Linked DNA regions of Homo sapiens: all the other regions are linked to region 4. The links are chromatin contacts, found by Hi-C or POLR2A ChIA-PET in ENCODE. All regions are on one chromosome and are shown on one strand. Each heading gives the region's core, a stretch centred on a gene start or an enhancer-like site at or near the end of the contact. The rest is flanking DNA. Distances are from core to core; before and after follow the strand shown. Region 1 holds the start of DNAAF5 (dynein axonemal assembly factor 5). Region 2 holds the start of COX19 (cytochrome c oxidase assembly factor COX19). Region 3 overlaps ADAP1 (ArfGAP with dual PH domains 1). Region 4 holds the start of LINC03015 (long intergenic non-protein coding RNA 3015).

Region 1 (6,055 bases), core at 663-3,162, 580 kb before region 4:
AATACATTAAATGCCAGGAATTCTCAATGGCCATGTCCATCCAGCCCAAGGTTCTTCCCCAAGCTCCACAGGAGTTCTGGACCATGTGAAATCCAAAGTTAACCAACGTGGAAATCTCGGCATTTCCCCAAGTCCAGCTCTTCCTCTACTTCTGGAATCTATTCTCCACGCAGCTGCAGTGATCTTTTAACAACCTGAACTCGGGTCTATCACTTCTATTGACACCCCCTGCACTTCCCACTACATTCAGACCATCACTGGGACATCACTGGGACGGCCTGAGCTGGCCAGATCCCTCACTGCTTTCCTGCTCCCTACCGCCCACGGATTTATAGCATCAGTGTTCCCTCCTTCGGAAAGCCTTCCCGCCAGCAGGAAGCAGGCGCCTGCTATCATTCCACATCCCAGCCAGGGGAGGGAAAGGGCAAGACCCTGCAGGAATGGCCAGCTAAGGAAAGGGAACGACCGGATCAGATCAGAGCTCTAAAAAAGATGGGGAACGTTATAAAGTGGAGGGGAGAAGCGGCCTCCTTCCACTTAGGACAGTGGTCCAAGCCAGAGCGGAAAGGCAGGGGAGTAGGATGAATGGGACAGAAAGTGAAATGACCAGAGCAGAGTCTCAAAGCGCGTGCCCTCAACCAGGTGCAAGTCCTGCAAGCCCCCGAGGGAAGGAAAGGGGGCAGCTATCAGGGCACACCCCACCCCAAACCGCCTAACAGGAATTTCTGCGGTGGTTTCCAGGTATCTGGACAGAAGCGCTGGCTCGTGGGCCCGGGTGGGGTGGAGGGGGCTCAGGCAGGGAGGAGGGTGGGAGGTGAGGGTCGCGGGAGGGCGGCGTGCAAGGAGGAGGATGGCACAGGATAGGCAGGTGGAGGGGGCACAGGGAGCAGGCAGGTGGGGGGCGGGGCTTGGGGCGTGGAGGGTGGAGGCGGGGAGCAAGGGGACAGGGGAGTGAGGTGAGTGAGGGCCAAGCAGGAACAGGGGTCACGGGGCAAGGAGCACGTGGCAGCGCAGGAAACAGGTACATGGGGGTAGAGGACAAGGGAGCAGCTGAAGGGCGCGTTGGTGGCGGGACGTGAGGCAGGGGAAGCAGTGGTGGTGGGAGGAGGGGGCCGGGCGGGGTGCTTTGGGGCAGGCGGGTGGGGGAAGCGGCGCATGGGGGGTCCGGGATGTTGGGGGGTGCGGGCGTGGAGGGGGGCGGGGCCGAGCCGCGGGGGTTGTGAGAGGGGCCGCGGAGGTGGAGGTGGGGGTGAGAGTGTGGGGTGGCGTGTGGGAGCGGGGCCCGGGGTGCTCACCGGGCGTGGCCTGCGCCAGGGCGGCGGCGCAGCTGCAGCTCTCGCGGCGCACGGCGGCGAAGGGGTCGAGCAGGGAGCAGCGCAGCGCGCGCAGAGCGTCGTCCAGGTGGGGCGCGAGCGCGGCGCCGCACAGGTCCACGGCCAGGCCCAGCAGCTGCACAAGCGCCAGGCGCAGCTCCTCACAGGCCTCGGGCGGGCGGCGCGCGGGCACGGGGCCGGCCAAGCGCGCGGCGAGCGCGGGCAGCAGGCGCGGCAGGGCATCGCGGGGCCGCGCGGCGCGGCGCAGGCCCAGATCCAGCAGGTGCACTGCCAGCGCGCGGCAGCCCTCGGCGGGGTCGCTCAGGCAGCGCAGCAAGCGCGGCAGCAGTAGGCGCGCCCAGGGGCCCTGGAAAGCGGTGGGGTCGGCGGCAGGGCCTGGCTCCTCCAGCGCGCGCCGCAGGGCCTCCAAGGCGCGCCGCCGGCCCGGCTTGCTGTCGGCCTCCAGCCCCGGCAGCAGGCGGCTCAGGGCGCGGCTCAGCTCCACCGCCTCAGCCGTCTCGGCCCCCTCAGCCGGGTGTGGGGCCGCCACGGCCTCCGCCACCCCCAGCGCCGCCATCTTGCCCGCGTCGCCGGTCACTAAGGGGAACAGCGCTTTCGCGACTCTCAGCGCAGATTACGGCAGCACTTCCGGTCCGCGCTGCGGGCGGGGCGCCGGGCTACTTCCTCCCCGCCGGTGCGCACGTGGGCCTGTGCTCTTGTCGTGCTCGCCCGCTGTCCCCCTCTGTCGCCGGAACCCCCGCCAGCCTGCCTGCTGGGCCTTGTCCTGTCCCCATTGTACAGATGGGGAAGGTCTCGGGAGGGTGCAGCTCGCCCGGGATGCGGGTCCCGGGCTATAGGCCTGGGCCTGCCCCTAGGGAAGCCTGCCCTGCAGCCTAGGGGGCTTGGAGAAGGAACCTGAGTGGTCCCGCCTGGGACCAGGGTAGCCGGGAAGCCCCTGTTTGAGCCGCCTAGAGCCCCTCTGGCTTTGGGAAGGTCCGTTCCAGGAGGGAAGGACGCTGGTTCTGTGGACTGGATCCCCCTGTGGTGTAAGACAGGTGCCTGGTCTGGGCTTCACGTGCAGCCTGTCATTAGATCTCAGGCGTAGCCGCCCAATAGGTTCGCCTTACTCGCTGCCCAGGTAGAGCCAATTTATCAAGACAGGGGAATTGCAATAGAGAGTTTAATGCATGCAGAAACTGGCTGCATGCAGAAACTGGCTGCATGCAGAAACTGGCTAAAGGACACTGGAGCTTTATTGCTCAAACCAGGTTCTGAAAATCCTGAGATGGGTCATCTAAGGATAATTAGGCAGGTAGGGGGCCAGGGAGAGGGCAGTGCTTATTGGTCGGGTTGGAGATGAAACCATGGAGAGTCAAAGTTGATTCTCTTGCTGTCTTCTGTTCCTGGGTGGGATCACAGAACTGGTTGAGCCAGATTAGTGGTGTGGGTGGTGGCACCTGGTGCATCAGAATGCAGAGCCTGAAAAATATCTTGAGCACCAATCTTAGAGTTGATGATAGTGGTGTTATCCTAAGGAGCAACTGGGGAGGTTTGGAATCTTGTGGCCTCTAGCTGCATGACTCAAACCACAATTTCTAATCTTGTGGCTCATGTGTTAGTCTTACAAAAGCATTCTGGTCCCCAGGCAAGAAGGAGGTTGGCTTCAGGAAAGGGCTGTTATCATCTTTGTTTCAAAGTTAAACTATAAACTAAGTTCCTCCTAAAGTTAGCTTGGCCTACTCCCAAGAAATAACAAGGCAGCTTGGAAATTAAAAGCAAGACAGTGTTTCACAGTAGTGACCTTGACTGTGGACTTGAGTGGAGACAGAGGCGCCTAAACAGCTTGGAGTCGGAGTTGCTGTGAGCCCAGCCTAGAACGCGAGTTTGACAGCACTCACTGCAAACCAGGAGTCCCCAAGTCTGGTTAGCCAGGCACTTCTCATCTGTGACCATGCACTGAGTTTTCTAAAGGCAGAATGTGTGTAATTTTAGGACAGAACTTCAAGTTTGACCTTCTTTTTTGTTGTTGATCTTCGTGTTGCAAAATGGTGGTGTTTGTCGGTACGTCTTTTTTTTTTTTTTTTGAGATGGAATCTTGCTCTGTCGCCCAGCCTGGAGTGCAGTGGCGCGATCTCCGCTCACTGCAGACTCTGCCTCCCAGGTTCATGCCATTCTCCTGCCTCAGCCTCCCAAGTAGCTGGGACTGCAGGTGCCCACGACCACGCCCAGCTAATTTTTTGTATTTTTAGTAGAGACGGGGTTTCACTGTGTTAGCCAGGATGGTCTCGATGTCCTGACCTCGTGATCCGCCCGCCTCAGCCTCCCAGAGTGCTGGGATTACAGGCGTGAGCCACCACGCCCGGCCCATCAGTACTTCTGAAAAGTTGTTATGTAGCATATTCAGTAACCTTCATTCATTGTTTCCTCCAACAGGCATTTGTTTGACCAGGCACTGTCTGCAACATGTGGGACAGGATGACAATGATGTAGAAACTGGCCATGGTCCCTGCTCTCCCAGATCTTAGGGTCTTGCAGGATGAGATAGCCCTTAATGGAAGGATAAATTAGTATGTGTTTAACCGTGGTGGTCCTGAGAGAATGAGTGTCAAGGGATGTTGAACTAGACTTTTAAGGCTTCCCTGAACAAATGGTAGCAGAGGTGAAATATGAAGAATAAGTAAACACAGTGTATTAGTCCATTTTCACGCTGCTAATAAAGACATGGCCGAGACTGGGTAACTTATACAGGGAAAGGTTTACTGGACTCACAGTTCCACATGGCTGGGGAGGCCTCACAATGATGGCCGAAGGCGGGAAGGAGCAAGTCACATCTTACATGATGGCAGCAGGCAAAGAGAAAATGAGAGAGCCTGTGCAGGGAAACTCCCCCTTATAAAACCGTCAGATCTCGTGAGACTTATTCACCATCATAGGAACAGCACAGGAAAGACCTGCCCCCATTATTCAGTTACCTCCCACTGGGTCCTTCCCACAACACGTGGGAATTGTGGGAGCTACAATTCAAGATGAGATTTGGGTGGGGACACAGCCAAACCATGTCACATAGCCAGGTGAAAGGGCGGAGGTGGGAGACGGGGAGTGTTGGAGAGAGAGGAAATAGCATGAGCAAAGGCCTCATGGGAGTGTTACGGGCTGAATGGCGTCTCCCCAAAATTCATATGCTGAAGTCCTAACCCCCATAGTTCAGGAAGTGATCCTGTTTGGAGACAAGGTCTTTGCAGACGTGATTGAGGTGAGATGAGGTCATGAGGTTGGGCACTCATCCAATATGACTGCTGTCCTCATAAAAGGAGAAATTTTGGAGATAGACGTGCATACAGGGAGAATGCAGTATGAGCATGAAGAGAGACCTCAAGAGGAGCCAGCCCGTACCCTGATCTTGAGAAATCAAATTTGTTTCATTCAGCTGCCCAGCCTGGTGTGCTTTGTTACGGCAGCCTCAGGTAGCAAACAGGGAGGGAGGCTGACCCTGGTCACAGGGGAGCAGGCAGGGAGTGAGCAGATGGGTGGGGCCAGGCCATGGGGGCCTCTGTCCTAAAACATGGCAGACTGAGGATTTCAAGGTGGGAGCATTGGCAAGATCGAGTCTGCATTTTTCAAGGACCCCTTTGGCTTCCGTTGAACGGATTGGTCGGGAGCCCTGGGAAGGCTGTGGCAGTGAGTGCTGAAGACGAGAAAGAATAAGCGCTTGAATTACGGTGGTGGGACTTCACTTTTCCTTGCTCCTCCCATTGAAATACAACAAAATACCCTGCACATAGCAGGCGACGAGGAAAGGAGCTTGAGAGTTGACAGACGGGCTGGAGACCTCTGGACTGGAGGAATAGCAAGGTGGTGGGTCCCCTGGGTTTTCTTTTTCTCTCATGTGTTCCTGCACTAGTCCCCAGGGAAGCCTGTGGCCCAGAACAGCCAACAGGCACAGACAGAAATTCTCCAAGGAAAGCCTCCTCTCTCTGGCCAAAGCCCTGGGAAAGGGGACGCCCAACAGAGACCTAGAGGGTAGCTGCCACCTTCACCCCACAGTCTGCTTTCAGGGCCGATTTTAAAGCTGCTGCAGGTGCATTAACCTGTGCTGTGCAACTGGGGTTCGAGTGGACAGTCTGCACTGCACAGGTAGTGTCAGAGGAGCCTGAAATCTGCCCTTCCTCTCTTAGCACAAAGAGACCCAGAACGAGCATGTTCTGTCCTGACACAGCAAAAGGTAGCCCAGTGACACCAGGCGGCCCAGGGAGGTACCTTTCACCCCTGCAGGCAGCACCCATGGGAAATGAGCAGCAGTCCCAGGAGAGCCAGAAGAATAAAGCAGACGAGGAGGGCAGTGCCAGGGCTCTGAAGACGAAACTGCTGTTGGAATGACAGACCACAAAAACAGGCTGCAATCTACACCCTGGACCTGAACAGAGCAACTGCCTGGTGGAATAGAGTAGGACAAGGAGTCTGCAAACATCGTAACCCAAATGTCCAGGATACATCTGGAGATCACTTGTCATACCAAGAACAAGGAAAGCCACAACCTGAACATGGTAAGGTAACGGATGTAAATTCCAAGATAGGTCACATGTTGGAATCATCTGCCAAGAATTTTAAAGCAGAGTCATAAGAACCAGCTGGGCGCGGTGGCTCACGCCTGTCATCCCAGCACTTTGTGAGGCCAAGGCGGGCAGATCACCTGAGGTCAGGAGTTTGAAACCAGCCTGGACAACATGGTGAAACCCCATCTC
Region 2 (5,656 bases), core at 424-2,923, 830 kb before region 4:
CTGAGCCCTTTCCCACGACTGCTGTTGCCATGACAACATCGACACGCAAAGGCCGGGCCTTACCGCTTACAGTACACTTTCATTCTGCCCTAGGTTGAGCTGTAACTACCCTCCACCCCCATTCGTATGGTGAAGCCACTAGGACCTTAGGATGTGACCTTTGCTTTGGAAATAGGTGCCAGGTGCGGCGGCTCACGCCTGTCATCCCAGCCCTTTGGGAGGCTGAAGTGGGCGGATCACTTAAGGTCAGGAGTTCGAGACCAGCCTGGGCAACATGGTGAAACCCCGTCTCTACGAAAAGTACAAAAAATTAGCCGGGTGTGGTGGCGCATGCCTGTAATCCCAGCTACTCTGGAGGCTGAGGCAGGAGAATCTCTTGAACTCGGGAAGTGGAGGTTGCGGTGAGCCGAGATCGTACCACTGCACGCCCGTCTAGGTTACAAAGTGAGACTCTGTGTTGAAAAAAAATATATTAGCTTAGCTGGGTGTGTTGGTGGCGCCTGTAATCCCAGCTACTCGGGAGGCTGAGGCAGGAGAATTGCTTTAACCTGGGAGGTGGAGGTTGCAATGAGCCAGGATCGAGCCACTGTACTCCAGCCTGGGCAACAAGAGAGAGACTCCGTTTTAAAAAACAAAACAAAGAAATAGGGTTGCTGCTGATATAATTAGTTAAGATGAAGTTATTGGGACGGCCCCTAACCCAACATGACTGCTATCCTTATAAAAAGAGGAAATTTAGGTTGGGCATGGTGGCTCATGCCTATAATCCCGGCATTTAGGGAGGCTGAGGCAGGAGGATTGCCTGAGCCCAGGAGTTAAGGACCAGCCTGGGCAACATAGGGAGACTCCATCTCTACGAAAAATAGAAAAATTAGCCTGGTGTGGTGGTGTGTGCCTGTGGTCGCAGCTACTCAGGAGGCTGGGGTGAGAGGATCGCTGAGCCCAGGAGGTCGAGGCTGCAGTGAGTCGTGATCATGCCACTGCACTCTAGTCTGGGCAACAGAGCAATACCCTGTCTCAAATAAATAAATAAAAATAGTAAATTTGGACATGCGCAGGACACCATGGGAACGTAGGGGCCGAGACCAGGTGGTGCTTCTGCAAGCCAAGGAACCTCACAGGCTGGCGGCCCCCAGAAGCTGGGAGGCTGGGACTGTCCCCAGGGCCCCCACTCTGCCCACTGCTTGGACTCCAGACCCCAGGACTGAGAGCACATTCCTGTTGTTGAAGCTGCTCGGTGGTGTCACCTGGCTCCAGCAGCCGCAGGCAGCGAGTCCACAGGCTCTCCTGTCCCTCCTGTGCCGCCTTCCTCCCCGGATGGGCCCCGTGATGAGGTCTCTGTGCGATGGGGAAACCGAGGCCCCAGCAGACACCTGGGATGCAGAGACGCCGGCACCGCTATGTGTCCTCGGGCAATTCGCTGAACCTTTCTGGGCCTCGGTTTCTCACCAATTCCAAAAGCTGATTCTGCTACCGACTGCTGTGAGGGTCCCAGGGGACGGGAAAGCCCGGGCAGCGCCCACCGGGGCTCAGGAGCTTGCTGACTCCGAGGGGGTGGGGCCGGGCCTGGGCAAGGGGTGGGGCCGGGCCTGGGCAAGGGGCGGGGACGGGGCCTGCTCGACGTGCTCGGCGCTCCCGGGGTGCCTGCTCGGCGCTCCGCCGGCCGCCCTGCGTACGCTCGCAAGGCGCTCGCAGACTCCGGAGTCGCCAACATGTCGACCGCCATGAATTTCGGGACCAAGAGCTTCCAGCCGCGGCCCCCGGACAAGGGCAGCTTCCCGCTGGATCACTTAGGTGAGCGGCGGAAGGTCGGCGGGCAGGGGTCTGCGATGGGGGGTCTGGGTCGCGGCCCAGCGCGGAGCCCTATGGGGTGCCGGCATCTAGCGCGGTGCAGGCGGGGAAACTGAGGCACGGCGGCCCGCCCCTCCGCCCCACCCAGCCCTGGGTCACTGCTGCGGCATGGACCCTGCAGGTGGGAGCTGGCAGGACCGTGGCCCCCGTGACGAGGGCAGCGACACCGACTCCTTGCGTCAGGCTTCCGGGTCTCCGGCTCCGCCCTGACTCACCCGGCGGGCTGTCTGTGCCCCGGGTTTGCAGAGCGGGGCATTCGGCGGCCACGAAGCCCGCAGCTGCAGCCGAGGCTTAGACGGTGCCTAGCGATGTCTGCTGCAAAGCTCAAAAGTGCTGCTGATCTCCCAGTGCTTCTGGCCGTATTCCGGTGGGGTTGCCTCCGTGGACATGAAGGCTTCGAAAAAGGATCTGTGGGCCGGGCGCGGTGGCTCATGCCTGTGATCCCAGCCCTTTGGGAGGCCGAGGTGGGCGGATCATTTAAGATCAGGAGTTCGAGACCAGCCTGCCCAACATGGGGAAACCCCGTCTCTACTAAAAATACAAAAATTAGTTGGGTGTGATGTGGCTCGCCTGTAGTCCCAGCTACTCGGGAGGCTGAGGCAGGAGAATCGCTTGAACCGGGAGACGGAGGTTGCAGTGAGCCGAGATCGGGCCACTGCACTGCAGCTTGGGCGACAGAGTGAGACAACGTCTCAAAAAAAAAAAGAAAGAAAAGAAAAGAAAAACGATCTGTGAATTACTGTTTCTTTCCCAACATTTTATTGTGACATTTTCAAATAGCAAAAATGAAAGAATTTTTACCCTGAACTCTCCTGTGACCATCACCTACATTGCACCTTAACCTCGTACTGGGCTGACTTTACCTCGTTGTGGGTTTTTTCCATTGTTGTTTTCAGCATGTTTATGAAGGAAACAAGTTTGGGTTTGATTGTTTTTGTTTTGAGACACGGTCTCACTCTGTTGCTTAGGCTGGAGTGCAGTGGTGCAATCATAGCTCACTGAAGCCTCGGCCTCCTTCCTTTCTGGACTCAGGGGAGTCTCCCGTCTCATCCTCTAGAGTAGCTGGGACTATAGGTGTGCAGCGCCACACCCAGCTAATTTTTTTTTTTTTTTTTTTTTTAGAGATGGGGTTTCCCCATGTTGCCCAGGCTGGATTATTTATTTATTTATTTTTGAAATGGACTCTCACTGTGTCGCCCAGGCTGGAGTGCAGTGGTGTGATCTCGACTCACTGCAACCTCCTCCTCCCGGGTTCAAGCGATTCTCCTGTCTCAGCCTCTAGAGTAGCTGGGACTATAGGTGTGCAACACCACACCCAGCTAATTATTATTGTTTTTTTATTTTTTATTTTAAAGATGGAGTTTCCCCATGTTGACCAGGCTGGATCATTTATTTATTTATTTTTGAAATGGAGTCTCACTCTGTCACCCAGGCTGGAGTGCAGTGGTGTGATCTCGACTCGCTGCAACCTCCGCTTCCTGGGTTCAAGCAATTCTCCTGCCTCAGCCTCCCGAGTAGCTGGGACTACAGACACCCGCCACCATGCCCGGCTAATTTTTGTATTTTTAATAGAGATGGGGTTTCACCAAGTTGGCCGAGCTGGTCTTGAACTCCTGACCTCAGGTGATCCGCCCACCTCTGCCTCCCAAAGTGCTAGGATTACAGGCGTGAGCCACCGTGCCCAGCCTGGATTATTTTTAGGAGACAAGGTCTTGATCTGTTGCCCAGGCTGGAGTGCAGTGGTGTGATCAAGCTCACTGCAGCCTCGAAATCCTTTGCTCAAGCGATCTTCCTGCCTCAGCCTCCTGAGTAGCTGGAACCACAGACGTGCGCCACACCTAGCTAACTTTTAAGGTTTTTTTTGGTAGAGATGGGGGTCTCACTGTGTTGCCCAGGCTGGTCTCAAACTCCTGGGGTCAGGTGATCCTCTCAGAGTGCTGGGATTACAGGTGTGAACCACTGCGCCCGGCCTGAGGAAACAAGTTTTGAAAGGAAAAGCAGCGCAGCTCTTAAGGCTGTTGTGTGGTTGCATCACTTTTCACTCTGAAAAGAACATGCTGTTTTCTTTCTCGTTCTAGGTGAATGTAAAAGCTTTAAAGAGAAATTCATGAAGTGTCTTCATAACAATAATTTTGAAAATGCTTTGTGCAGAAAGGAATCAAAAGAATATTTAGAATGCAGGATGGAGAGGTGAGTACAGCTAAGCGTTATGATTTCCACCTCCCACTACTCCAATTAAAACTTTTTTTTTCCTGAAAGGCCATTACAGTGTGTCTTTTTCAGGCCTGGGATTCAGCTTGTGTTTTTCAGGACTGTGGAATTGTTTGCCCTTGAAATGGAGGCTTATCAGATGAAATTGTACCAAAAGCTGTTTCACAATCTTGGGAACCTCTTCTTGAGCGATAGCGTTATACATGATTGCATTCCTGAGAGCATTTTCTTTCCACATTTGGTTGCTACCGACCTGTCATTAAGGTTTCCAAATCGTGCATCATAATGCTGACTGAGTCAAAAGACCGAAGGTCGTGGGTACACAGTTTCTTTCTTTTGCATTCTCAGATGTTAAAAATATGCACTGGGTTGTTTTGCTCCACTTTGAGTTGTTGGGAATGTGACAGGGAGGACAATAGACTATTTAAGAAATGATGAAAGATGAATGATTCTTCCTGTCGTAACCAGAACTCACCAACGCTCACTTTTAAACAAAACAAACGCGTTCGTAGCTATGATCCCCACAGCTTTTACTTAAAATAAGAGCTATTCTAATCCCTTATGCAAAAAAAAGCATGTAGCATATAATTATATGATGGTAGTGGGAGCTTTTATTTTTGCTTTTCGAGGCCATGATTAGCTCACTAAGCATTTCGGTCTTCAGACAGCTGTGTCTGTGCTGAAGACAGGTTGACAATTCGCCCATCCACTTTGAGCTCTTTTCATGTTCCCATAACATACTCAGACATTTCCCTCAAGGCAAAAATCCGTTGTGCCTTTCCGGCCACACAGGTGTGTTCGGGGTTATTCGTGTGGACATTTGGGGCCGTAAGGATGATGGGCCTTCTCAGCGGTGTGGACTTCAGTGAGGCCACGTTCTGCCTTTGGGGCTGTCGCTTAGGCTCTTCCAGGGCTCACATTTGTCCAAGGGCCACACTGAATCTGTCTCTTACCATCTCTGATTGTTTAAGTAGCACGCTGGCTGGAGCCACGTGTTTAAATTAGTCTTAAATTAATGCATCTTTAGAAAACTGGAACTGAGAATTTCTCCATGGCGCTGCCAAGCTTTAGAGACGGTGTGAATTGAGCTGTGTTCATGTGAGGGTGTGAGCAGGCCTCCTGCCTCATGCTCAGCTTCCCCTTGAGACTCCCGAGGACAGCTGGGAGGAAGGGAGCCAGGGCCAGTGCCTCAGGTGGTCTCGCAGATTGGCCAGGCAATGTTTAGGCAAATGTTCAGGGCATGTGTTCTGATTTCATTGTTTTTTTATTTTTATTTTTATTATTTTTTTGAGACGGAGTCTCACTCTGTCGCCTGGGCTGGAGCGCAGTGGCATGATCTCAGCTCACTGCAAGCTCCGCCTCCCGGGTTCACCCCATTCTCCCACCTCAGCCTCCCGAGTAGCTGGGACTACAGGCGCCTGCCACCTTGCCCGGCTAATTTTTTGTATTTTTAGTAGAGACGGGGTTTCACCGTGTTAGCCAGGATGGTCTGGATCTCCTGACCTCATGGTCCGCCCACCTCGGCCTCCCAAAGTGCTGGGATTACAGGCGTGAGCCACTACGCCCAGGCTTTTGTTGTTTTTTGTTTTTGTTG
Region 3 (6,064 bases), core at 3,400-5,899, 790 kb before region 4:
CTAGAATCTCTAGCTCAACGTTGACTAGGAGTGGTTAGAACAGACATTCTTGTCCTGTTCTTGATCTTGGGGGAAAGCAGTCAGTCATTCTCCCTTGAATATGACATTTGCTGTACATGTTTCATAGATCCTCTATATCAAATTGGGGAAATTACCCTCTATTCTTAGTTTTCTGAGAGTTTTATCAGGATGTTGCATTTTGCCAACATTTTTTGCATCTGTTGAATCATCTATGTCAAATTGGGGAAATTCCCCTCTATTCTTAGTTTTCTGAGAGTTTTATCAGGATGTTGCGTTTTGCCAACATTTTTTGCATCTGTTGAATCCTCTATATCAAATTGGGGAAATTCCCCTCTATTCTTAGTTTTCTGAGAATTTTATCAGGATGTTGCATTTTGCCAGCATTTTTTGCATCTATTGAAACAATTGTATGTTTTTTCTTTTTTAACCTGTAAATATGGTGAATGACATTGATTGATGGTCAAATGTTAAACCAACCTTGCATTACTGGTAAAAACCCCTGTTGATCATGGTGTATTACTCTTTTTATATATTGTTGGATGTACATCTTTTTATGGACCTACATTTTGATTTCCCTTGGGTAAATTCCTAGGAGTAGGGTGGCTGTGTCATATGGGAGATATATCTTTATGTAAGAAACTGCCAAGCTGTTTTCAGAGTGGGTTGGACTAATTTGTATTTCTACCAGCAGTGGATGAGAGTTCCACTTGCTCTGTATCCTCATCAACACTTGGTAGTATCCATCTTTTAAATTTTAGTCATCCTAGTAAAACTCCACAAAAGCTTTTTAAAAATGATACAAACTTCCTGCCCTACCAGTGACAACCTTGTGTTGCTCCTGTCTCCAACACACTTGATTTAACTGGCTCTCGTCTTTTGATTCTTATGTAAAAGGTCATGTCTCCATATTGTGTGTGTGTGTGTGTGTGTGTGTGTGTGTGTGTGTGTGTGTGACAGGGTCTGTGACACCCAGGCTGGAGTGTAGTCGTGCCATCTCGGCTCACTGCAACCTCCACCCCTGGGCTCAAGTGATCCTCCTACCTCAATCTCCCAAAATGCTGGGATGACAGGTGTGAGCACCCACACCTGGCTGGTGTCTCTATTTCTTCACATTTAACTCCCTGAGCCCTCCCCAGTAGGCTGTTCATGTTGTGTCTGTGGGTATGCACGCACGTATGTATATGCTCACACACAAATACCAAGGAGGATGTGACAGGTTTGCATCAGACAACCTCTAACTTTACACCGGGGGACCTTGTGCCAGTTGCAAGAGGTCGGGACAGGTTGTAACCACTCCTTAGCCTCACTTGTAGCTGGTTTGTCAAAGATAGGCTATATTAGTAATGGCTGTAAGCTATCAGTCCTACTTACAAGCCCTTCTTGGGCTCACTCATCTGTGCCACCCCCATTTTTCCCTCTAAGCAGACATTGGCAAACTTTTTTTTTTTTTTTTGAGACAAAGTCTCACTCTGTTGCCCAGGCTGGAGTGCAGTGGCACGATCTCGGCTCACTGCAATCTCCATCTCCCGGGTTCCAGTGATTCTCTTGCCTCAGCCTCCCAAGTAGCTGGGATTACAGGCACCCGCCACCACGCCCGGCTAATTTTTGTATTTTTAGTAGAGACGGGGTTTCACTATGTTGGCCAGACTGTTCTCACACTCCTGACCTCAGGTGATCCACCCGCCTTGGCCTCCCGAAGTGCTGGGATTACAGGTGTGAGCCACCACACGCAGCCAGCAAACTTTTTCTTAAAAAGACAGATAGTAGGCTGGGCGTGGTGGCTCACGCCTGTAATCCCAGCACTTTGTGAGGCCGAGGCAGGCGGATCACCTAAGTCGGGAGTTTGAGACCAGCCTGGCCAACATGGTGAAACCACATCTCTACTAAAAATAGAAAATTAGCCGGGCATGGTGGTGCACGCCTGTAATCCCAGCTACTCGGGAGGCTGAAGCAGGAGAATCACTTGAACCTGGGAGGCAGAAGTTGCAGTGAGCTGAGATCACACCATTGCACTCCAGCCTGGACAACAAGAGCGAAACTCTGTCTCAAAAAACAACAAAAATGACAGTAAATATTTTAGGGCCGTAGAGTCTCCATCACAGCTAGTCAACGACCGCTCACAAAAGCAGCTATAGACAGTTCATAAATGGGCATGGCTGAGTTCCAGTAACACCTTATTTACAACAACAGGCAGCTGGTCCACGCCGTAGAGTCCAGCTCCTGCTACGGGTTCCATGAACAGGCCTCCTTCCAGGCCCAGCTCCCTGGGTTCTGTGAACAGGCCTCCTTCCAGGCCAGGAGAGGGACAGCCTGTCCCGGAGCACCCGAGTGAGGTTGGAGGTGGGCACAGGCATTCTGGACCCTGGGCTGGGCGGGAGCTGTTGGTGGCCGTTGCTCAGCCTCCCTCAGAATTTCTAGATGGGCAGATAAAGGCCATGAGACAGGAAGCCTGGGTCCGTGGTCCACACTGTCGGAGCAGAACCAACAGCATTGCCATGCGGTGAGAAGGAGGGCCCCCCACTGCACCCCGAGCGGTGATGTTCCCAGCTGGGCTCATGTTGCCTGCTACCCCTGTAAGTGGCTCGTGCTGTCCCATCCGACAGATGAGGAGACCGAGGCCCGGAGACTGGCGTGCCTTCTGGGCGCCCCTCGCACAGCCACGTACCGAGCATTTGCGGCATCTTTCACCAAGGCTTCGGGAGAAGACGGAGCCCGGGGGGAGTCAGGTCTCTCTCTTCTGGGACTTCAGTGTGGTTCTTCCCCACCTGTTCTCCAGGGGTGTGTGTAACTAAATACTTTGCAGGCCAGACACGGCGTCACACATCTGTAATCCCAACACTTTAGGAGGCCAAGACAGGAGGATCGCTTGAGCCCAGGAGTTCAAGCCCAAGCTGGGCAACATAGAGAGACTTCATCTCTACCAAAAATTTTAAAAATTAGCTGGGTATGCTGGTGCATGCCTGCGGTCCCAGCTACTTGGAAGGCTGAGGCAGGAGGATCGCTTGAGCCCAGGCGTTGGAGGCTGCAGTGAGCTGTGAGCTGTGATTGCACCACTGCACTCCACCTTGGGCAACAGGGCAAGACCCTGTCTCAAAACAAAACAATACAATACAAGACAAAAAAAACCCCGCAAAACCAAACAACGGCTGATCCTGTAACCGCATTCTTTCTCCCAAAAGCCGCCCTACTCAGCACAGGCAAAACTCCTGGTACCCGAGACAGGGTCACTTGGGCAAATGTTTGACTGACTGAGGGGTGAGGAGAAAGCCTGTGGTCTCTCTCGAAGACAGGGGCTCTGCTGAAGTAGGGCTGTTAGTGGCCCCTTCATTCATGACTCCCGTGGAGACCTGCTCCGGACTGAGCTCTGTGCCAGATCCGGGGGTGCTGGGTCTGGGGTCCTCAAGAAGCCCACGTTAATGGGGAGACAGGCTTCATTAATCAGGGAGCCTAACAGCTGTGACAGAAAACCCCCAAATCCCAGAGGCCGGGCATGACCCCCAAATCCCAGATGTGCAGCGTGACCCCCAAATCCCAGAGGCCGGGCATGACCCCCAAATCCCAGAGGTCGGGCATGACCCCCAAATCCCAGAGGCCGGGCATGACCCCCAAATCCCAGAGGCCGGGCATGACCCCCAAATCCCAGAGGTCGGGCGTGACCCCCAAATCCCAGAGGCCGGGCGTGACCCCCAAATCCCAGAGGTCGGGCGTGACCCCCAAATCCCAGAGGCCGGGCGTGACCCCCAAATCCCAGAGGTCGGGCATGACCTCCAAATCCCAGAGGCCGGGCATGACCTCCAAATCCCAGAGGCCGGGCATGACCCCCAAATCCCAAAGGTCGGGCGTGACCCCCAAATCCCAGAGGCCGGGCGTGACCCCCAAATCCCAGAGGTCGGGCGTGACCCCCAAATCCCAGAGGCCCGGCGTGACCCCCAAATCCCAGATGTGCAGCGTGACCCCCAAATCCCAGAGGCCAGGCATGACCCCCAAATCCCAGAGGCCAGGCATGACCCCCAAATCCCAGAGGTCGGGCGTGACCCCCAAATCCCAGAGGCCGGGCGTGACCCCCAAATCCCAGAGGTCGGGCGTGACCCCCAAATCCCAGAGGTCGGGCGTGACCCCCAAATCCCAGAGGCCGGGCGTGACCCCCAAATCCCAGAGGTCGGGCGTGACCCCCAAATCCGAGGCCCGGCGTGACCCCCAAATCCCAGAGGCCGGGCATGACCCCCAAATCCGAGGTTCAGCCTGCTGGTTCTCACGCACCATCCCCGGCCGGGGGCTCACTTGGGTGCCTCTCCTCCTGGCAGTGACTCAGAGCCCAGGCCCAGCCCCAGCCCCACTGGGCCTCCGCCGCCTGGCATGGGAGTCCCCCACCAGCCAGGGGTGGGCCCCGATCAGCGTTGGGAGGGGGGCTATCCTCCGCCAGGCCTGAAGGGTGGGGTCCTCTCCACTCATGATTCCCCAAACAGGCTTGGGTCCACAGCCGCACCTGCTTGTGGGGAAGCGCCTCGATTTCCACCAGCCTCACCCAGGAGAGCCTCCACTTAAAAATAAAAGCAGTTCAGAGATGACTCATCTCCCCCAGAGAGACTGTTCTCTCTAGGGTGCCTTTCAGCCATTCCACTCCCTTGACTTATTGTGAAGGGTCGTTGGGAGCCAGAAGAAAACAGGAGAGTCACACAGCAGCCCTCTTAGCCATCGCCCCAGGGCGGGGCTGGACGCTCCCCACATTTTGCCGTTTCAGAATGAGACATTTCACACGTGCAGCAGCAGAAAGACTGCGCTGTGGCACCCACACCCTGGGCAGTGGCTCACGCCTGTCATCCCAGCACTTTGGGAGGCCGAGCAGGTGGATTACTTGAGGTCAAGAGTTCGAGGCCAGCCTGGCCAACATGATGAAACCCCATCTCCACTAAAAATACAAAAGTTAGCCGGGCATGGTGGTGCGTGCCTCGCTACTCGGGAGGCTAAGGCAGGAGAATCGCTTGAACCCGGGAGGCAGAGGTTGCAGCGAGCCGAGATCGTGCCATCATACTCCAGCCTGGGCAACAGACTATGTCTCAAAAAAAATTCTGCTCCCTCAGCCTCCCAAAGCGCTGGGATTACGGGCCTGAGCCACTGTGTCCAGCTTTGTTGGACCTTTTAAGGCAAACCAGACATCGAGACGTGGAATCCCTAGACAGGCCACATGCAGGGTGAAGCCACAGCGCCGCTGTCACACCTGCAAAGTTAGTGGCCGCCGGGCGCTGTCACCCCACGCAGGGTGCGTCGTCATCCGCGGCTACCATCCGTCCTTCGGGGGTGTGCAGCGCGTTGGGTGTGAGGCACCCCCTGCACTCAGATCCTATCTGAATTTCCCAATCTTGGCCCCATCACCCAGGAGGATTCGGGCCCACAGACTTCTCCCAGGGCAGCGGACACGAGGAAAGCAGGTGGACCCATCCTCACGAGTGCCGGGTGCCCTCCAGCCCGGGGCATGGGCTCCTGTGGGGCCGGCCTCTGCTGGAGGTTCCCGGCACCCGCGGGGCAGAGCAGGTGCATGCAGATCGGCTTCCTCAGATGCCGTGGGGTGTCTGGGGAGAGCCCCGTCTGCACCGGGCAGAGGGCGGGGGGGGAGCTGGGGTTAGGTGCCTGTGGGGCGCACGGAGCCTGGTGTACCCGGGGGTCTCCGCTGAAGCCCCCCCCACTGCATGGCCGGGGGCTCCTGACTCGAGGCTCCGTCCACCCTCCCTCCGGGGTCCCTGGGCTGAGCCTCCGTGAACGTCCGGCTTTCCCTTGCAGATCCCGACTGGGCCTCCTACACTCTGGGCGTCTTCATCTGCCTGAGCTGCTCGGGAATCCACCGGAATATCCCCCAGGTCAGCAAGGTGAAGTCCGTCCGCCTGGACGCCTGGGAGGAGGCCCAAGTGGAGGTACGGAGGGGGAGGGGCGGGGGGACCCGCGCAGTCCCCGGGTGGCCTCAGCCCGGGCCTCTGGAGCCAGAGATGCCGGGCGGCCTGGCTGTGGCCCCTGGAGCCTTGGGCTACTCTGGGGGCCTGGCTGGCTG
Region 4 (6,534 bases), core at 2,743-5,242:
TCAGTTACAGCAGCCAAACTTCTATCAAAAATAATAAAAGAACAGCAATTAGAAGTTTAAGAAATAAAAGGTCTTAGTTTAAATATAAAGAAACTTAAATGTGGCAGGAATTTAAAGAAATAATGGAGGACAAGGAGAAAGCGCATCTGACCTTAAGGCTGGGAACGATTCCTTTGAGTGACTCAGGGGTTGTGGTCCTGGGCCTCAGGGAGGGACATATTCGCCCAGCAGACGGCTCAGCCCTGGTGCACACCCTTCATACAGATGTGCACCAGGGGAAATTCAGTTACGGTTAAAGGGCTAAATGCATACTTCATCAGCTCATCAGCTATAAAAGCAATCCTCTAATAGGATCCGGGAGATGAAAGAGGGAGTGGGGAGGGAAGGGTGGGGCTGGAACCTCCTGGCATTACAGGGTAGGGACCACCGGACACTGTCAGAAATGACGCGACAAGAAATAGCCTTGAGTACTTTCAATTAAAGCAACAAAGGCAACCACAGACAAGCCAGGCCTACTCCCACCACTGCCACTGCTGGCCGCGAGGGAGGAGGCCAGCAGAGCCCAAGTCCCTGGCGCGTCAGTGCCGCTGTGCTGCTGGTCCCCGCTCACCTCTGCCTCGTTTTCGGGCTCTCTGTGTGTCCTGACACCTGTGCCTCTCACTTGGTGGTCTTTCCTCCGTCCCTTCTTGTTTGCCCGGCCCCTCTTACAGTGTAGCACTCTAAAGCAGCTTTTCTTTATGGAAATCTGTTTATTCCAAAGCTCTGAGGCAGTGTTATAAATATTGGTTTAAAACATTAGCCAGGGGATTACTGATAAAATATAAAATAGAAACAATTTCCCAAGGAAACTTCATCTAAAAATACACCAGTTTCCCCTCTCACCTCACTTGAGTAGAGGCACCAGAGGGTGTGTCAGGACCTGTCTCGGGGTGAAGGTCTCACTTCCTCACGCCTCTCCCACATGGCTCCCAGGAATCCCCCAGGAATGGCTTGGAAAAAAAAAATCTGTGACAATGGAGAAGAGTTGCCCCCAAAGAAACGTGCATATAAACAGCTCTTCCAGCTAGAGAAAAAAAAATTCTGCATAAATAATTCAGATTGCTGAGCTTGGTCCCTCATGCCTGTAATCCCAGCACCTTGGGAGGCTGAGGCAGCAGTTTGAGACCAACCTGGACAACATAGCGAGAGCTGGTCTCTACAAAAAATACAAAAAATTTAGCCAGGCATGGTGGTGCCTGCCTGTGGTCCCAGCTACGCAGGAGGCTGAGCTGGGAGGATCACCTGAGCCTGGGAGGCTGAGTAAGCCAGGATCACACCACTGCACTCCAGTCTTGGCGATGGACTGAGACCCTGTCTCAATGATCAATAATAATAATAATTCAGACAAACCAGGTCGAAAAATGTCCTGAGACGGTGAACTCAGGACCCAGCTACCTGGGGTGGACACTGTGGCTGATGGACCGGAAAGGGTAACACCAAAGGGCTCTAGGAGGTGTCTCATGTCTGGCTGTTGTCACTCCCCTTGGCCGCTGAAAGCCTTTCTGTTCCCCAGAATCGAGTAAGGAGCTCCTGGACAGAAGTGGGGAAGGAGTCTTCCTGCTCAGGGCTATGTTACTTAACTCCGTTTAAGTGACAGAGCATGAACAGGTCATATTAGTGTCACATGCACCCGATTTCATTCTCCATTTGCAACAATGAAGACTGTATAACGACATTGTTAAATACCCCAGAATTATAATTAAATCTTATTAGCCAATAGAATCTGAGTGTGCTAAAATCTCTATTAGCCGGGACTGATGTAGCCACGATGGCCATGCTCGGCGCGGCGGCTCACACCCGTAATCCCAAAGCATTTCGGGAGGCTGAGGTGGGCGGATCACGACGTCAGGAGTTTGAGACTAGCCTGGCCAACATGATGAAACCCCGTCTCTACCAAAAATACAAAAATTAGCTGGGTGTGGTGGCACGCACCAGTAATCCCCGCTATTTGGGAGGCTGAGGCAGGAGAATTGTTTGAACCCAGGAGGCGGAGGTTGCAGTGAGCCGAGATCCTGCCATCGCACTCCAGCCTGGGGGACAAAGCCAGACTCCATCTTGGGTGGGGGTGGGGAGGAAGAGGAGAGAGACCAAGCAGCAATATCATCGATAACAAATTACAATCCAAATTCTAGGCGGTGTTCTGGGACTGGTTCACATCCAGCTTGGTCTGGCCTTGCCACTCCCACAGGGCAGGACACACTGAGGTCTGCCTGGGGGTGCCTGCTCTGGCGGCTGGGCTCCCCGCTTTCTGCAGGCTCAGGTGCCCCCTATTCCTGCAGCCCTTCCTGGACCCAGCCTGTCCTCATCTCAAACTCGGGGCTGCTGGCCTGAGCTTGATCCCTTCACCGTTTCTCACTAATACGTCACTCTCGCCTCTTAAAAGATGACAAAGACTCTCTCCTTTGACCACACTCGAGTCAGGCTCCTCTGAGCCCTCCCTGTGACCAGTCCCTGACCTTGGCCGGTTTCGGCCGATTTAGCAAGAATCCTGCTGAGTCGGTTTAGTGAAAATCGTCTACTCTTGGTCCCTGATCAAAGTCCTCAACTCCCACCCTCGGTCTGTGACCACACTGCCTGCCTTTTCAGCAAAAATCCTGTCTATGCAGCTAGAACCCGCCTTGCCCCTGACCCTTCCTCTTAGTAATTTTCTCTCCACTCCCGACCCTACGCCTGGGCTGTCAATTCCCACTTTTTCTATCTGGAGTTGAGCCGGATCTGCCTCCCCTAACCCAACATCTCGCTTTAGCAGCCCCCCCACCTTGAATAAAAGCAGCCTTGCCCTCTTTAACAATTAATAAGCACAGACTGGGACAGGACATCCCCCTCCATCCCAGCGCCCATGCACCCTCAGCCACGGTCCTCAGACCTCAAGAAACCCAGCGGGTGACAAGCTTGGGTGTCAGCGGGGCTGGGATTGCTGCTGGGGGCACAGGAGCTCGGGAGCACTTTGCAGGTGAGCAGGGCCTGGACAGGGGCTTCTCTGCAGCCCACCCCTGGGGAGGACTCCGGGCCCTCGCCCTGGACGGCAGAGCTCGTTTTGCTGTTGCCCTACTGTCTCCGCGACCTTGGGGGTTCACTTAGCACCCCCAGGCCAACACCTGGCCTCTCCATGCACCAACACCTGGCCTCTCCTTCCCTGGCCTGCCGCCCTGCCTGTGTCTGGACTGTGGTTCACCGAGTGTGCACGTGGGCCTCGGAGGCTGCCCTATAGAGCCCAAAGTCCCAGGGAGGAGCAAAGGGGACCAAGTGCACACTCACCCAGCTTCCTCTGCCCGGCAACGTCCCTGCCCCCATCTCCCCTCCACCGCCACCAGGGCCTGCATCCCCATCTGCAAAGGGGACAGGGTGCCCACGCCTTCTGAAGCACGCGCTCTCCAGGCCGCTCTCCGGGCGTCACCCCGCCCTGCTCCCCTCGCCCCTGCACAGCCCGAGTCCAGCCTGGTCGCTGCCATCAGGACGATCAGGACCGACCGCCACCATCAGTGGGGACCGGCCAGGGCGGTTAGGCCCGGTCCGGGGCCCCAGGTCCCGCGTCCCCGCCGAGGCCAGGCAGGGAGGCCTGGCTGCCCCGGGCTTTAGAACCAAAATAAGCCCCGAAATGATTGGCGGCGCCCATGCGCCAGGAGAAAACCTAAAGGACGAACGTTCCCGAGTACATATAAGGACGATTAATATTTATTGCACAACTTTTTTTTTTACTTCCTTGTTAAAGAGGAAAACCTTACGCTAAAAATAAAACGACTAGGAGCCCTTGTGCCTGCGTGGGTGGCGCTCGCGCCTTTAAACCTGAAGCCACAGGGGCTCAGCCCCCCACCCGCGCAGGGCGGCTCCTGCGCATGCGTAAACAGAAGGGGTCGGGGCGCGGCCCAAGACGACGCCAAGGGAGCGGACGGGCGGGGAGGAGGTGGCCTCTGCGCAGGCGCAGAGAGGAGCGAGCGACTCCTGCGCAAGCGCAGAGTGAAGGGCCGGGAACAGTGGAGGGTGCGAGGAAGACAATGGGGGAGGACCCTGAGGCGGCCTCTGTGAGCCGACAGGAACACGTGGTCGATCAGAGAGAGACTCGTAAGTGCACGGAGCTGATGAGGTGACTATGGCGTTGCGCAGGCGTCCTGTAGAGGCGGGTTGTCATCGGCGCAGGCGCGGTGTGGAGGAAGCCCCGGCGCCGGCGCAATGAGGAGGCGGCCGGACTCGGCGCTGGCGCAGTGTGGAGGAGGCTCCGGCGCAGGCGCAGACGCAGGGCGGGCAATGGCCGCCTGGGTCTCTCGGGCAGCCCTGCCCACCTCTCTCGCGTCTCCTGGTCTTGGCCTGCGGCTCTCTTTCTGGCAGGTGCCGCGGCGTCTCCTGCGGGCCTGACCGTGTTCTCCCGCCTAGCCAGGCTCTTCTGCGCTCCTTTTTTGTTGAGATTTTTCCATCCCCTGCACAGGAAGTGTCCTTTAATTACTCCAGTGTTTTTTTAGTTACTTTTTAAGAAACATTTTGGACTTTTCGATACAGAATAGTGTCAAAAAAAAAATTTAACCTTCTTCAGGTTATATTTTAGTGAATGATATTAATATATGTTCCAAAGTTGTATGGGATTTCTAAAATTCTAATTTTTCTGAGTATATGCTACCGATCATAATTATGGTTATGTTGTTGTTATAACCAAATTTCTTTGTCAATTGTGTCTTTTTGAGTATTTAAAGTCATTTCCGCAGTTAATTGCTTCATGCTGATGTAGTTTCTGAAAACTTCACAAGCACACAAAAATCCTAGAACATGGTGTCTTTTAGGAGGTTCGTGAACGGATGGGGAGGACCCTGAAAAGCACTGTGGAATACAGGTTTCTAGTAACTTCAAAATCACATCATTTGGACTGGGTAAGAATTGCTGAAACTTTAATGAAAAGACTGACTGGCTTATAAAACTGCTAACCCAAATAGAATAAAAATTAATTGAATACCGAGGAAATGCTTCACCAGGTTTGCATACTTAATCAGCCTATACTGAAATTGTTTAGATATACAATTTGAATGAACTCCATGGTCTAAGTCAAATTACCTGTGATAACCCATCAGTTATCCATGCTATGTGCCCAATTTGGAGAAACAACTGGCACCCAAGAGGACATAAGTCCGATGTTAAGCATGGACTCATGGAGAACCAAGATGGCTGCCTTGTCCTTCGTGAGTCCTTAAAGCTTTTGTTATTAAAAGTTATGCATTCCATGACTCATCCTGGAAAAGATAAAATGATCCAAATTAAATATGTTGGTGTGGTGACTTACAGATTGTTAAAATAGTTTATAAACAATGTTTAGTTTGTCAAACCCATACTCCTGGGAAGTCAATCAAAGCTTCATGTACATTTGGCTACCTGATGAGGCATTTAAACATTTATAAAGGGGTTTCATTCAGTTGTCATTTTCAATGTATGTGTTCTGGTTGTACTAAAGCTTTCCCATGCAGGAGGGCTAATGTTATAACAGTAGATTACTATGTATCAGTGTATTTTCACCAGGTAAAGAGCTTTTTATGGTTCACTGAGGACAATCAACCCCTTCACAATCTAGAACCCAAAGATGGGATCTTCTGAGAACATCAGAGAAACGCTGCCCTTGGCATCATCACTGCAACAAAACATCAGGATCTTGAACCTTGGGGTCATAATCTCACAACTGAGCAGGGTCACTCTTGGAACTCTACATCCATTGAAACCCTTAAGGTAAAGCTAATCAGGGAAGTTTCTCCCCAGAAGAAGATGGCATCCTTGATGTGAGCAGCTCTTTCTGAAGATCATGGATCAAGACTTCTTACTATCATGAGACTCTTATCTTTGAATGTTTTTCCGTTGCTTCCGCCTCTGTGAACAACAGAAGTGAGAAGGGGGTCTGTTTTGTGCACTTATGGGGTATACTTTTATTTGTGAAGGGCTTTGCAGCCAGCTTTATACATGGATAATCTTATAACTTGATAGATAAAGATGAAGGCCCAGTGTATCATAGGTGAGAAACTTCAATGGTACATATGGTGCCTCATAATCATTCAGAAGCAGAACATTGGTTCACTCCTCTTAACCCACAGCATGGGTTAAAGAGACCATTGCCAAGAGGCCTTCCCTCTTCTAGAAGGGCATCATTTGTTAGGTCCTTTTTCCATGGTTTGGAATTAAAAAGGCAATGACTAGAAACATATCCCTCATGGTAGACTCTGTAGCAGATTCTACTGTAAAGGCTACACAACAGATGTTAAATTCTCTTGTGAAAGTTATGCTAAAAAATAGAATTGGCTAAACAGGAAAGTACCTGTGCAGATGCTGGCACTTAAGGCCTATGGAGAAAACATCAGGTGTTATAGAGAGTCTGTTGTAGGGAATTAACGAAAAGACCACTGAGTTAAGTCAAAGAATGGTCTATTTGAGTTTAGGTGGTCTGGTTTATGGGGACCCTGGCTAAGGAGCATACTCCAAATTCTTGGTGTTAACCCTCTCAGTAGTCATAAGAATAGTCTCCCTGGT

The links. Hi-C counts contacts between places; a loop is a spot of excess contacts on that map. ChIA-PET counts read pairs that join two places held with the same protein, here RNA polymerase II (POLR2A). Pooled maps may share reads with other maps.
Region 1: a map of OCI-LY7 shows a loop between it and region 4 (11-fold over the local background). The contact joins the promoter of DNAAF5 here to the promoter of LINC03015 in region 4. A Hi-C loop is called at or near these places in 4 of 168 maps with a recorded cell type or tissue (CD4-positive, alpha-beta memory T cell, CD8-positive, alpha-beta T cell, OCI-LY7 and 1 more), 11 of 37 single-sample maps with no recorded cell type and 14 of 50 pooled maps. POLR2A ChIA-PET finds 5 or more read pairs at or near these places in 1 of 52 experiments (naive thymus-derived CD4-positive, alpha-beta T cell).
Region 2: a loop to region 4 is called in a map of CD8-positive, alpha-beta T cell, with 11 times the contacts of the local background. The contact joins the promoter of COX19 here to the promoter of LINC03015 in region 4. A Hi-C loop is called at or near these places in 2 of 168 maps with a recorded cell type or tissue (CD8-positive, alpha-beta T cell and naive thymus-derived CD4-positive, alpha-beta T cell), 2 of 37 single-sample maps with no recorded cell type and 8 of 50 pooled maps.
Region 3: a pooled map shows a loop between it and region 4 (5-fold over the local background). The contact joins the enhancer-like site here to the promoter of LINC03015 in region 4. A Hi-C loop is called at or near these places in 2 of 168 maps with a recorded cell type or tissue (both naive thymus-derived CD4-positive, alpha-beta T cell) and 8 of 50 pooled maps. POLR2A ChIA-PET finds 5 or more read pairs at or near these places in 2 of 52 experiments (CD4-positive, alpha-beta T cell and activated naive CD4-positive, alpha-beta T cell).

What each region holds. Positions count from the first base shown.
Region 1 is chr7:722,556-728,610 of GRCh38, reverse strand. It overlaps DNAAF5 (dynein axonemal assembly factor 5), which reads right to left and starts at 1,912. Exons shown (of 13, transcript NM_017802.4): 1 at 1,296-1,912. The coding sequence starts at 1,890. PRKAR1B (protein kinase cAMP-dependent type I regulatory subunit beta) reads left to right here and starts at 1,330. Exons shown (of 11, transcript NM_001164760.2): 1 at 1,330-1,401. RefSeq lists silencers at 1,050-1,129, 1,170-1,279, 1,340-1,389, 1,640-1,839.
Region 2 is chr7:971,566-977,221 of GRCh38, reverse strand. It overlaps COX19 (cytochrome c oxidase assembly factor COX19), which reads left to right and starts at 1,673. Exons shown (of 3, transcript NM_001031617.3): 1 at 1,673-1,794; 2 at 3,930-4,041. The coding sequence starts at 1,713. RefSeq lists enhancers at 687-1,567, 2,199-2,268, 1,568-2,450 and silencers at 1,499-1,778, 1,799-1,958.
Region 3 is chr7:935,241-941,304 of GRCh38, reverse strand. ADAP1 (ArfGAP with dual PH domains 1) reads left to right here. Exons shown (of 11, transcript NM_006869.4): 2 at 5,800-5,930. Among named protein-coding and RNA genes, the nearest start is that of ADAP1, 16 kb to the left of the region's middle. RefSeq lists a silencer at 4,301-4,350. Within about 2 kb of position 4,649, at least 4 of the 41 ENCODE cell types and tissues checked have a DNase peak (open chromatin) inside an H3K27ac peak, as active enhancers do.
Region 4 is chr7:146,896-153,429 of GRCh38, reverse strand. LINC03015 (long intergenic non-protein coding RNA 3015) reads left to right here and starts at 3,992. Exons shown (of 3, transcript NR_134325.1): 1 at 3,992-4,101; 2 at 4,812-4,898. LINC03014 (long intergenic non-protein coding RNA 3014) reads right to left here and starts at 3,712. Exons shown (of 2, transcript NR_108065.1): 1 at 3,298-3,712; 2 at 1-21. RefSeq lists an enhancer at 3,967-4,261.